Linked DNA regions of Homo sapiens: region 2 is linked to region 1. Evidence: read pairs that join two places in POLR2A ChIA-PET (ENCODE). Cell type or tissue: B cell. All regions are shown on one strand. Each heading gives the region's core, and the rest is flanking DNA. Links, peaks and the distances in the headings are about the cores only.

Region 1 (5,370 bases), core at 136-5,135:
GGGAGGTGATGTCTGGGGGGGAGAAGCAGCGAGGCAAACACCCCGAGGGAAAAGCCAGATTTTCTTGCAAGGCTGAAAGGCGGGCAGAGTGGGGGAAGAGAGGGCCCTGTGTGTTCTCCCACCCTGGGCCATTTTTCCTCTCTGAGTGTACCTGGGCCCCAGAAAATTAGAGGTTTCCTTTTCCTCTTGTGTCACTATCTGACTTTGGGGCAACCCTGTCAGCATTACCCTGGCCTGGGAGGTTGTGCAGAGGGGAACGGGGAAGCTCTCCAATGCTAAGTTCCGGAAGAATGGAGTAGGGTGGCCTCAACATGGGGGCAAAAGAAAGTCCCTGGGAACAAGTTCCTAATCCAATTAGCAGGTGATTATATGGTCGTTTTCAAGGGCTACGCCAGTTAAAAGGCACCTCCCAGGAGGCTCTCTCTGGCAGCTTGACAAGTCACTGCTAAACCTGTGATCTGGAGACGTGGGCTGGCGCGGCAGCTGGGCGAGGAGCCCAGGCTCAGAAAGCTGGGGTGGGAATCTTTAAGGATGAAATTGATGGGTAAGGAGCTTGCTGTTGTCATGGAAATGGGCTCTGGGTGGATGAGCTCTGGTCCAATGGGTAACCTGTGGGGAGAGTGCCACCCCTACCAGACTTCACTGTGGGCGGCCAGCGGGCACCTCTGGAACCCGCCGTTCCAGCCAAGCCTGTGGGCTGCGTCCACCTCTGTCTGCCTCCTCCTAGGGACAGCGTGGTCTGGCAGTGCGTGTGCCAGTTTCTGTCAATAACTGAGGGGTGTGGAGAGATGATGCCCTCAAGCTGGAGAAGCCTTTGGCGTGGCTCCTGCCACCCTGACTTAGCTGTGCCTGGCATGAACATGGTACAGTGACAGGCCATGGGCGTGTAGTTGGGGCGAGGGCCACAGGCTAGTTTAGGACAGCGTGGCATGGTGAGACTGTCCCTGGGCAGCAGCACTGGATTGGGAGTCGGTGACTTCCCCCTCTGACTCCAGATCTCTCATCACCGACTGGGTCACCCTTGGCAAGTCATTCTCCCCCAGAAAGTCTGGCTTGGTGGTCCCCAAGACCACTTCTGGCCCCGCTTTTCCTCTGTTCTGGGATTTGGAACTGGACAGTTTTGATCTCATCAGCCCCATGTCTCAGCCCACTGAACTACCCCACCACAGAAGAGTGCCCCCACACAGACCAGTCCCTGCCCTCTCAAGCCACTGAGCAGGGCCCCGGGCAGGCAGGATGGTGGGGCAGCCCCATCCTGTCAGCCCTTGCTGCTCGGGGTCATCTCCCCCGCTAAGTTCACATGGTGGAAATTCCTGAAGCTCATGGCTGCCCCTGAATGCTCTTGGAGATGGGCCTAATAAGCTGCCTGGTCCAATTACCCTTCCATTTCCAATAGGTGCTATTTTAATTGGGCCTTTCCCTGGGACAAGTGTGAAGGAAAAAGCAATTTGTAGTATGGGCTTTTGGCTCTGGCACTGATCATACACTTAGCAACTTCATCTTCTCCCCCTCCATCTCCTTCTTTTCCCTCCCCTTCTCTCCATCCTCACCCTCCTGGCCCTTTCACTTGCCTCTGCCACCTCCTCAGCCAGCCGCCTCCTCCTCACCTACAAGAGGCAGAGAGTCCACACTCTCTGGGGACCAGTATGGAGGGAAGAAGACCCAAGAATCCAGCTGGGGGTGAGGGATAGGAACGAGAAGTGACTCAGGGGCTGCTCTCAGCCCCCGTGAACTCTTGCAGAGACATTGAAAAATACTGGAAAGGCAACAACTGAGAAAGAGAATCTCAAGTTCCTATGATATGAAAGTGGGTTCTCCCTGTCTTTATCCCATGCTCCCTCCAGGAGGCCCCACGGCCTCTCTTTGGGATTTGGTTTCCTCTTCAACACACACTGCTCACTCCAATTTCAATCAATATTTATGAAGTGCCTACTGTGTGCAGAGGACCAGGGACTGGAGGAGGGCAGGGACTAATGAGTCTGCTCTTAGGCACCCCGCGTCTGGCCTCAACTTACCTCTGCAGCCTTTCTTCCCTCCTCCACACTGAACCTGAAGCCTGAGCTCCAGCCACAGAATCCTCCTGCCCTTCCCAGAGCACACCCCTTTGCTAGATGACTCCCTCTGCTGAGACCGTCCGCCCAGGCTCCACCTGCTCCAGTCTGACTCATCTGAGATTCAGCTCAAAAGCCTCCTCCAGGGTTCCAGGGTAAGTAGATACTACTTCTGCCATGGCCCTAAGCACCTTGTACCTGTGTGACGGTTTGTGCACTTTATTGCTGCATGCTCATGTATGTCTTCCCAGCTAGACGTGAGCATCATTCAAGGGGAGTGTGGCAGATTGTACTCTCCAAAGATGGCCACCCACCGTGTCAATTCCATCCCACCTGCTCTTCTTAGAATGTGACCCACATTCTTCCCACTGAGAGGCAGCTGGGGGCTTGTGACCATATGGCTTGTGATCACCACGGCCAAAGGAGTATGGCAGAACAGAGGCCCTATGACTTCCGAGGCTTGGTCATAGAAAGTACACAGATCCCACCTGCTCTCTCCCTTGGGATACTCACTCTTGGAACTCAGTCATCATGCCCTGAGGAAGCCCTGGTCCCATGGAGAAGCCGTGTGCAGGTGTTCCAGAGGATAGCCCCAGTCCAGGGCTCAGCGACATTGTGTGCCCAGCGACACTGTGTGCCAGCCACATCAGTGAACCTTCAGATGATTCTCCTCCCAGCCTTCAAATCTTCCATCTGAGGCCCCAGACATCGCTGAGCAGAGACAGCTATCCCAGCCACGCCTGGTCCCCAGTTCTTATGCTCAGAGGCTGTGAGGTGTAGCAACTGAGAGCTATTGCCGTCAGCCCCTATGTTTTGTGGTGATTTGTTACACAGCAGTGGATCACAATGCAGGTGGGTCACGTCTGTTCTCCAAGGCCCAGTCCCGTGACTGGCACCTGGTGGGTGCTCAGTTCGTAGCTATCGAAAGAATGGATGAATGAACTTTAGCAGGCAACAATTCCAGACTGATCTGTCAATCATCATCCTCATCTTTCCTACATCTTCCCACCATGGTTCCACGCCTCTCAGGGAACCCAGGCAGTCCCAAGCCCAGCCTTGATGATGTCACCGAGCCCTAAATCAACCAGCTCTGCAGGCTGCCCCACATCCACAGTTCTTACTACTTAAGCTCCTTAGATCAGTATCTAACCCCAGCAGTAAGATCCTGGGATTTCTGGCCCTTGCAGCCCTGCGCATACTCACTGATCCACATGCTTGATTGGCTTTGTCTTCACCACAGTTCTGTGAAGTAGGCCATTATTAGCATTCCCATTTCCCCTACGAGGACACTGAGGCTGGGAGAGAAAGAGGGAGTGAGCAAGTCCTAATAGGTAATGAACTGGAGATTTGAATTCAGGTCTTCTGATGAAGAACACAGGAATACATGTGCAATATCGTATCTTGTAACAAATAAAGTCTGACTGGCAAATACTTGCAGTCCTTTCTTTGGGGATATCAGATCCTTGACTCACAATCACACCAGCTGAATGAAGGGATCAGACCTGGGTCCTATGCAATGCTAGTGAACAACCACAACAAAACCTCAGTTACCATCTTTCTATGTCCTGGGCTGTGCAGTAGGCACTTTACAGGCATGGCAGTATGCACTGGCCACAGCTGCCCTGTGAGATGGGCATTATTCATCTCCAAAAGGTGACAGAACAGAGGCGTGGAGAGGTGAGGTGGCTTGCTCAAGGTTCCACAGCTAAAGGGCAGAGCTGATCTTCACACTCCACCTGCTTGACTCCAATCACTAAAGGTCTTCTGTCTCCTGACAAAAATCACTTCTAGGCTGGGCGCGGTGGCTCACGTCTGTAATCCCAGCACTTTGGGAAGGCCAAGGCAGGTGGATCACCTGAGGTCAGGAGATCGAGACCAGCCTGGCCAACATGGTGAAACTCTGTCTCTAGTAAAAACACGAAAAATTAGCCAGGCGTGGTGGCACATGCCTGTAATCCCAGCTACTCAGGAGGCTGAGGCAGGAGAGTCGCTTGAACCCGGGAGGCGGAGGTTACGGTGAGCCGAGATTGTGCCATTGCACTCCAGCCTGGGCAACAAGAGTGAAACTCCATCTCAAAAAGAAAAAAAAACTATTTCTAGTGACGGACAAGCTCTCAAATACAGGCACTTTTGCTACCACTTGAGGTAGTTATTATTATTCTCACTATACAGACAGGACGCTGAGGTTTGGGTGATTAGCCCAAGGTCAGGCTGCTAATAAACAGCAAAGTCAGGATTCTAAGCCATGTCTGCCATCCCCATCTCAAACATCATCCCACCACCCCCATCACATTACACTGCACCTAAAAAGATCATGTCCAGGTCTTCCTAGGACAGTGGGGCTTGTCCACACCCACACCAGCCTGACAGCTTCTCCAGCTCTCATCAGTATCTCAGCAGCATGAACGTAAGTTGTAGGGAGCTCTGAAGGTGTGTGGCAGTGACAGCCTCTGCCCTGCCTCCGCCTGGTTGGTGGTTTCACCAGATCTGGGGCAGGGTGGGGAGGGAGCAGGGGTAGTTCAGGTTGCCAGGTGCTCCTGGGAGAGAGACTAACAACCCACAGCCCACCACGACCTCTCTCTTGCACACATACACCAAAGAGGAGGCTGCCCTGCTTCCTGAGCAGTAACTCCTGGGGCCACAGAATCTAGGACATGCACAGGGTCCTTCCCCAGCCCTCCTGGTTTCAGAGACAGCTGAGGGTTCCTGCATCCACATTCATGTCAGGGTCCCCTGGCCTTCCTCCACACCCACCTCCAGCTTCACCCTAATACGTCCCTACTCTTTCCACAATCCACTCCAAACCCAGCCTGCTGAGAACCAAGCTCACATGGCTCCCCTGTGAATCTGGCCCCCGTCCCACCTTCCCCAGGGGCAGCAGTCAGTTGCAGCCTCCTCTCACTGCTGGGTGGGCTCTCCACCCTCTGATATCTACCCCACTTGCTTGGCACTTGACTGCTGCCCCGCGACATCTCATAATTTTTGTTTTTTTAAAATTGAAACAGAGTCTCATTTCGTCACCCAGGCTAGAGTGCAGTGGCACAATGTCGGCTCACTGCAACCTCTGCCTCCTGGGTTCAAACAATTCTCATGTCTCAGCCTCCCAAGTAGCTGGGACTACAGGCGCACACCAACTTGCCTGGCTAGTTTTTGTATATTTAGTAGAGACGGGGTTTCACCATGTTGGCCAGGCTGGTCTCGAACTCCTGGCCTCAGATAATCCACCTGCTTTGGCCTCCCAAAGTGCTGGGATTAAAGGTGGGAGCCACCATGCCTGGCCTCTCATAATTATTAATTACTTTTCTGTTTAAGGGCTGCA
Region 2 (5,370 bases), core at 140-5,139, 150 kb before region 1:
GTTTTTTTGAGACTGAGTCTTGCCTTGTCACCTAGGCTGGAGTGCAGTGGCACGATCTCGGCTCACTGCAACCTCCACCTCCTGGTTCCGGTGATTCTCCTGCCCAAGCCTCCCAAGTAGCTGAGATTACAGGCGTGCACCATTGCAGCCGGGTGATTTTTGTATTTTAGTAGAGATGGAGTTTCATGATGTTCCCAGGCTGGTCTCGAACCCCTGACTTCAAATGATCAACCCGCCTCGGCCTCCCAAAGTGCTGGGATTAAATGCGTGAGCCATCATGCCTGGGCAATTTTTGTATCTTTTTAGTAGAGACAGAATTTCACCATGTTGGTCAGGCTGATCTTGAACTCCGGATCTCAAGTGATCTGCCCGCCTTGGACGCCCAAAGCGTTGGGATTAGTGGCGTGAGCCACTGCACCTGGTCAAATCCCTTTTTTTATTTTTTACTTTTTAATTATTTTTTTCTTTTGAGATGGAGTTTCCCTCTTGTTGCCCAGATTGGAGTGCAATGATGTGATCTCGGTTCACTGCAACCTCCGCCTCCTGGGTTCAAGTGATTCTTCTCTCTCAGGCTCCTGAGTAGCTGAAATTACAGGCATGCACCACCACACCCTGCTAGTTTTTGTATTTTTAGAAGAGACGGGGTTTCACCATGTTGGTCAGGCTGGTCTCAAACTCCTAACCTTAGGTGATCCACCTGCCTTGGCCTCCCAAAGTGCTGGGATTACAGGTGTGAGCCACCGTGCCCGGCCCAAATTTCTTCTTGAAATAACATTTTAAATGAATAAAATAAAAGATGTATACTCAACAAATTAGGAACAGAAAGAAACTTCCTCAACCTAAATGAAGAGCATCTATTAACAACTCACAGCTAATACTTTGTGTGTGTGTGTGTGTGTGTGTGTGTGTGTGTGTGTGTGTGTGTGTGTGTATTTTATATACCTATATAACATCTCTCCCTATGGCTTTCCGGCCTGGAGTTTTCATCACGTCGCTTCCTGGATGAAGGAACCTCGAGGGGTGAGGGGCAGGGGTTGGGGGTGATGGAGAAGAGAACCTAAAGGGGACTTAGGTAGGGGGTTCAGAGTAGCCGACTGGCGTGACGCTTTGCCGGGATTCCTATTCCTATTCCTCCCACCTCAGGCCCCCTTCTAGTCCTCTCGGCCAAAAGCCTCTCGTTTCCAAGGGCCGAGATAGAGACAGAGACAGACAGATACACAGACACAGAAATGCCAAGGCACCAGCTTCCCTCTCCCCTTTCTGTCCCGCCCCATCGCTCTGACGGACACCATCAGTCAGCCAATGGCGCTCACGATGTGCCCCTGAAGGGCCAATGAGCGCCAGAGGAGGGCGGAAGATTCCCCGCCCCCACTTCTAGGCTTGGTTGAGCCGCGCAGGAAGGTCCGAGGCTGGGGGAGCAGCCGTTGGCTCTGGTGCCCCTGGGGGTGGGAGCACGAGTGGGCAAGGATGATGGTGAGGCAGAGGAGGCGGCCCCGAGGGAGCGCCCGGCTGAGAGGCGGGGGGCCGAGGGGCCCGGGGAGCGGGCGTCACCGAGGGCCCTGGAAGCGGCAGGGCTGGGGGAGAGGAGACGCGTGTGTGGAGCATGGGGACCCCAGCCCAGCTCCCACTTGCAGACCTGGGCCGCGGGCTGCCGGCCGAGTGGCCGGGGGGCCTGGCTGCCCAGGAGGCGGGCCGGGGCCGCGGCCGGGGGCGCGGAGCGGAGTTAGGGTCGCCAGGCCGAGCCGAGGTGGGACGGACCGACGCAGAGAGGAAGGGAAGCCACCTGGCCTGAAGATCCTGTCTCTAAGATCCCATTCTGAGGTACTGAATGTTAGGAGTACTACATATCTCCTTTTTTTTTCTTTTTCTTTTTTTTTTTGAGACGGGGTCTTCCTCTGTCATCCAGGCTGGAGTGCGGTGGCACTTGGATCACTGCAACCTCCAGCCCCCTCATCCCCGGGCTCAAGCAATCCTCCCACCTCAGCTTCTCGAGTAGCTGGGACTACAGGTGCGCACTACCACACCTGGCTATTTTTGTGTATTTTTAGTAGAGACGGGGTCTTGCCATGTTGCCCGGGCTGATCTTGAACTCCTGAGCTCAAGTGATCCTGTGGCCTTGGCCTCCCAAAGTGCTGGGATTACAGGCATGCGCCACTGTGCCCAGCCCCCTGGAGTACTACCTATCTCTTTTAGGGAACAAAAGTCAGCCCAGAACAGGTGTATGTCATTTATCATGGGTACTAGACCCTCAACACCTACACATAGGAAATGAAAATTGATAGCATGAATTAAAGTAGATTATTTCTTTAGCGTCTCATGTATTCTTAACAAGATTTTTGTTTTATCTTTGAAACTTTTTTTTTGAGACGGAGTCTTGCTCTTTCGTCCAGGTTGGAGTGCAGTGGCGCGATCTCGGCTCACTGCAACCTCCGCCTCCTGGGTTCAAGCGATTCTCCTGCCTCAGCTTCCCCAGTAGCTGGGATTACAGGCACCTGCCACCACACGTGGCTAATTTTTGTATTTTTAGTAGAGACGGGCTTTCATCATGTTGGCCAGGCTGGTCTCGAACTCCTGACCTCACGTGATCTGCCCGCCTTGGCCTCCCAAAGTGCTAGGATTACAGCCGTGAGTCACCGAGCCCGGCTCATACTCTTGGTTTCCTCTGCAGACTTATTTCCTCTTTTGCTCCTAAAAACATTAGTATTTGCCTTCCCTTGACCCTTTCTCCTCTCACCCTGTGCAGTTTCTGAGGAGCATTTCTAAAAAATTATCAATCTTCTGTTTATACTTCTTCATTTGGGGAAGTACCTCAGCATCTACCCATAATTATCTGTGTCTCAATTATGTCCAGTCTACAGTAAATGTACTCATTCTGTGGCCACTCAGGTCTTTAAAAAAATAATCTTTAGGGCCGGGTGTGGTGGCTCACTCCTGTAATCCCAGTGCTTTGGGAGGCTGAGGCAGGTGGATCACGAGATCAGGAGATTGAGACCATCCTGGCTAACACGGTGAAGCCCCGTCTCTACTAAAAATACAAAAAAACAAAATTAGCGGGGCGTGGTGGTGGGCGCCTGTAGTCCCAGCTACTCGGGAGGCTGAGGCAGGAGAATGGCGTGAACCCGGGAGGTGGAGCTTGCAGTGAGCCGAGATCGCGCCACTGCACTCCAGCCTGGGCGACAGAGCGAGACTCAGCCTCAAAAAAAAAAATCTTTACTTAGAATCTTATCAAGAGTTTTGTGAAAGCTCACATAAATTATATTCACATATTTATTTTCTCAGAGAATTTGGGTGAACTGGTGTGGTGTGATTTCCACTTTTAGAATCCATGTTGTCTTTTCCTCAGAAGGTTATTCATGCTGGTATGTCTTCTGAGCCCATCTTTATTAGAGATTTGCCAGTTTGGGCAGTTTGAAGTTGCAGCCTACTTGAGTGGATGGGAGTTACTTTGATGACAGCATTTTTTTGTTCATTTTGGTTCAGCACATATTTGTTGAGTACCTAATATGCCAGAAGTTGAGCAAGGAAAATGTTGATAAAGGAAAAGTGGATTCTATCCTCCTGGCATTTAGAGAAGGTCACTCATATGACCGTCAGCTAATATGTTCTGTCCTGCAGTTTAATAATTTATACTTAAATGCCTTTAAAACACAGAGAAGGGGCCAGGCGCAGTGGCTCACACCTGAAATCCCAGCACTTTGGGAGGCCGAGGTGGGCGGATCACTTGAGGTCAGGAGTTTGAGACCAGCCTGGGCAACACAGTGAAACTCCATCTCTACTAAAAATACAAAAATTAGCCGGATGTGGTAGCGCACGCCTGTAATCCCAGCTACTTGGGAGGCTGAGGTGGGAGAATCTCTTGAACCCGGGCAACAGAGCTTGCAGTGAGCCGAGATGGTGCCACTGCACTCCAGCCTGGGCAACAGAGTGAGACTGTCTCAAAAAGCAAACAAACAAAAAACCCATAGAGACTATTTTGGGTCTTCATGACTACCTGACATCTGACATGTCAGTTTGAGGAATTTAGTATATTTAATGATGCATTTGATTCACTATTAGTGATTTGTATGTTTTAAAGAGTAATTTAGATAGCTTTTTCCCCTCTATCTTCCCCAGTAAATATTGAAGCAAATAAGAATTATATATACCAGCTGTCTTGCTTTTTATCCACTGTTTATATCCTGTTTATCAAGTGACCCACCCAGTTTTATTTGGCACTAGCTTTTTATATATTTAAACTGTCTCTGAGGTCGCTTTGCATTTTCTTTTTTTTGAGATGGAGTTCTGCTTTTGTCGCTCAGGCTGGAGTGCAATCTTGACTCCCTGCAACCTCTGACTCCCAGGTTCAAGCGATTCTCCTGCCTCAGCCTCCGAAGCAGCTGTGAGTGCAGGCATGCGCCACTACGCCTGGCTAATTTTTGTAAGTTCTTTTTTTTTTTTTTTTTAGTAGAGATAGAATTTCACCATGTTGGCCAGGCTGGTCTTGAACTCCTAACTTCAAATGATCTGCCTCCCCTCGGCCTCCCAAAGTGCTGGGATTACAGGCGTGAGCTACTGCGCCCGGCTTGCATAATTTTCTTGGAAGCTTTTTTTTTTTTTGAGAGAGAGTCTTGCTCTGTTGCCCAGGCTGGAGTACAGTTGTGGGATCTTGGCTCCCAGCACCCTCCACCTCCGGGTTCAAGTGATTCTCTTTCCTCAGCCTCCCGAGTAGCTGGGACTACAGGCGTGTGCCACCACACCGGGTAATTTTTGTCTTTTTAGTAGAGTCAAGGTTTCACCATATTGGCCAGGCTGGTCTCGAACTCCTGACCTCAGGTGATCCATCCACCTTGGTCTCTCAAAATGCTGGGATTACAGGCGTAAGCTACCGCATCTGGCCTCTTGTAAGGTTTTAATTGTTGTTTTGCCTGCATAGGTCTTAGTGCCCCTGACCACTTTATGGTCTTTTATTGTTTTTCCTCATTTGCACTATTCTTCTGTTTTGAGGAAAGTTTTTCATCCCACTTCCCCCTTTCCATGCTCGTTAGAAATTTAAGATTTTTGGTTGAGGCTGGGCATGGTGGATCACACCTGTAATCCCAGAGTTTTAGGAGGCCAAGGCAGGAGGATTGCTTCAGGCCAGCAGTTCTAGACCAGCCTGGGCAACAGAGTGAGACCCCTGTCTCTACAAAAAATAAAAACAATTAGCTGAGGATGGTGGCACACGCCTATAGTCCTCATTACTCAGGGGGCTGAGGCAAGAGGATCACTTGATTGAGCCTAAGAGTTTGAGGTTACAGTGAGCTCTGATCACACCACTGCCCTCGAGCAGCCTGGGTGACAGTGAGACCCTGTCTCTAAAAAAAATAAAATAAAAATTTTGGTTGGGCACCT

What was found. ChIA-PET counts read pairs that join two places held together with the same protein. Peaks named below come from ENCODE experiments on the same cell type or tissue, not always from the same donor. Only the 100,000 strongest peaks of a DNase experiment are listed, where the experiment ranks them.
Region 2: POLR2A ChIA-PET joins it to region 1 with 5 read pairs; 4 of 35 experiments call an interaction of 5 or more read pairs at or near these places.

Annotation. Positions count from the first base shown.
Region 1 is chr17:46,946,542-46,951,911 of GRCh38, reverse strand. It overlaps a transcript of LRRC37A2 not described here and a transcript of GOSR2 not described here. Among named protein-coding and RNA genes, the nearest start is that of MIR5089, 24 kb to the left of the region's middle. In B cell, for the core only: no CTCF peak of the experiment used is centred there; no DNase peak of the experiment used is centred there.
Region 2 is chr17:47,096,286-47,101,655 of GRCh38, reverse strand. It overlaps LOC101927060 (a long non-coding RNA gene), which reads left to right and starts at 1,371. Exons shown (of 9, transcript XR_243711.6): 1 at 1,371-1,821. RefSeq lists a silencer at 1,370-1,649 and an enhancer at 2,944-3,569. In B cell, for the core only: no CTCF peak of the experiment used is centred there; DNase peaks (open chromatin) are centred at 1,385, 2,795 and 4,305; H3K4me3 peaks cover 3,218 bases; H3K27ac peaks cover 4,134 bases.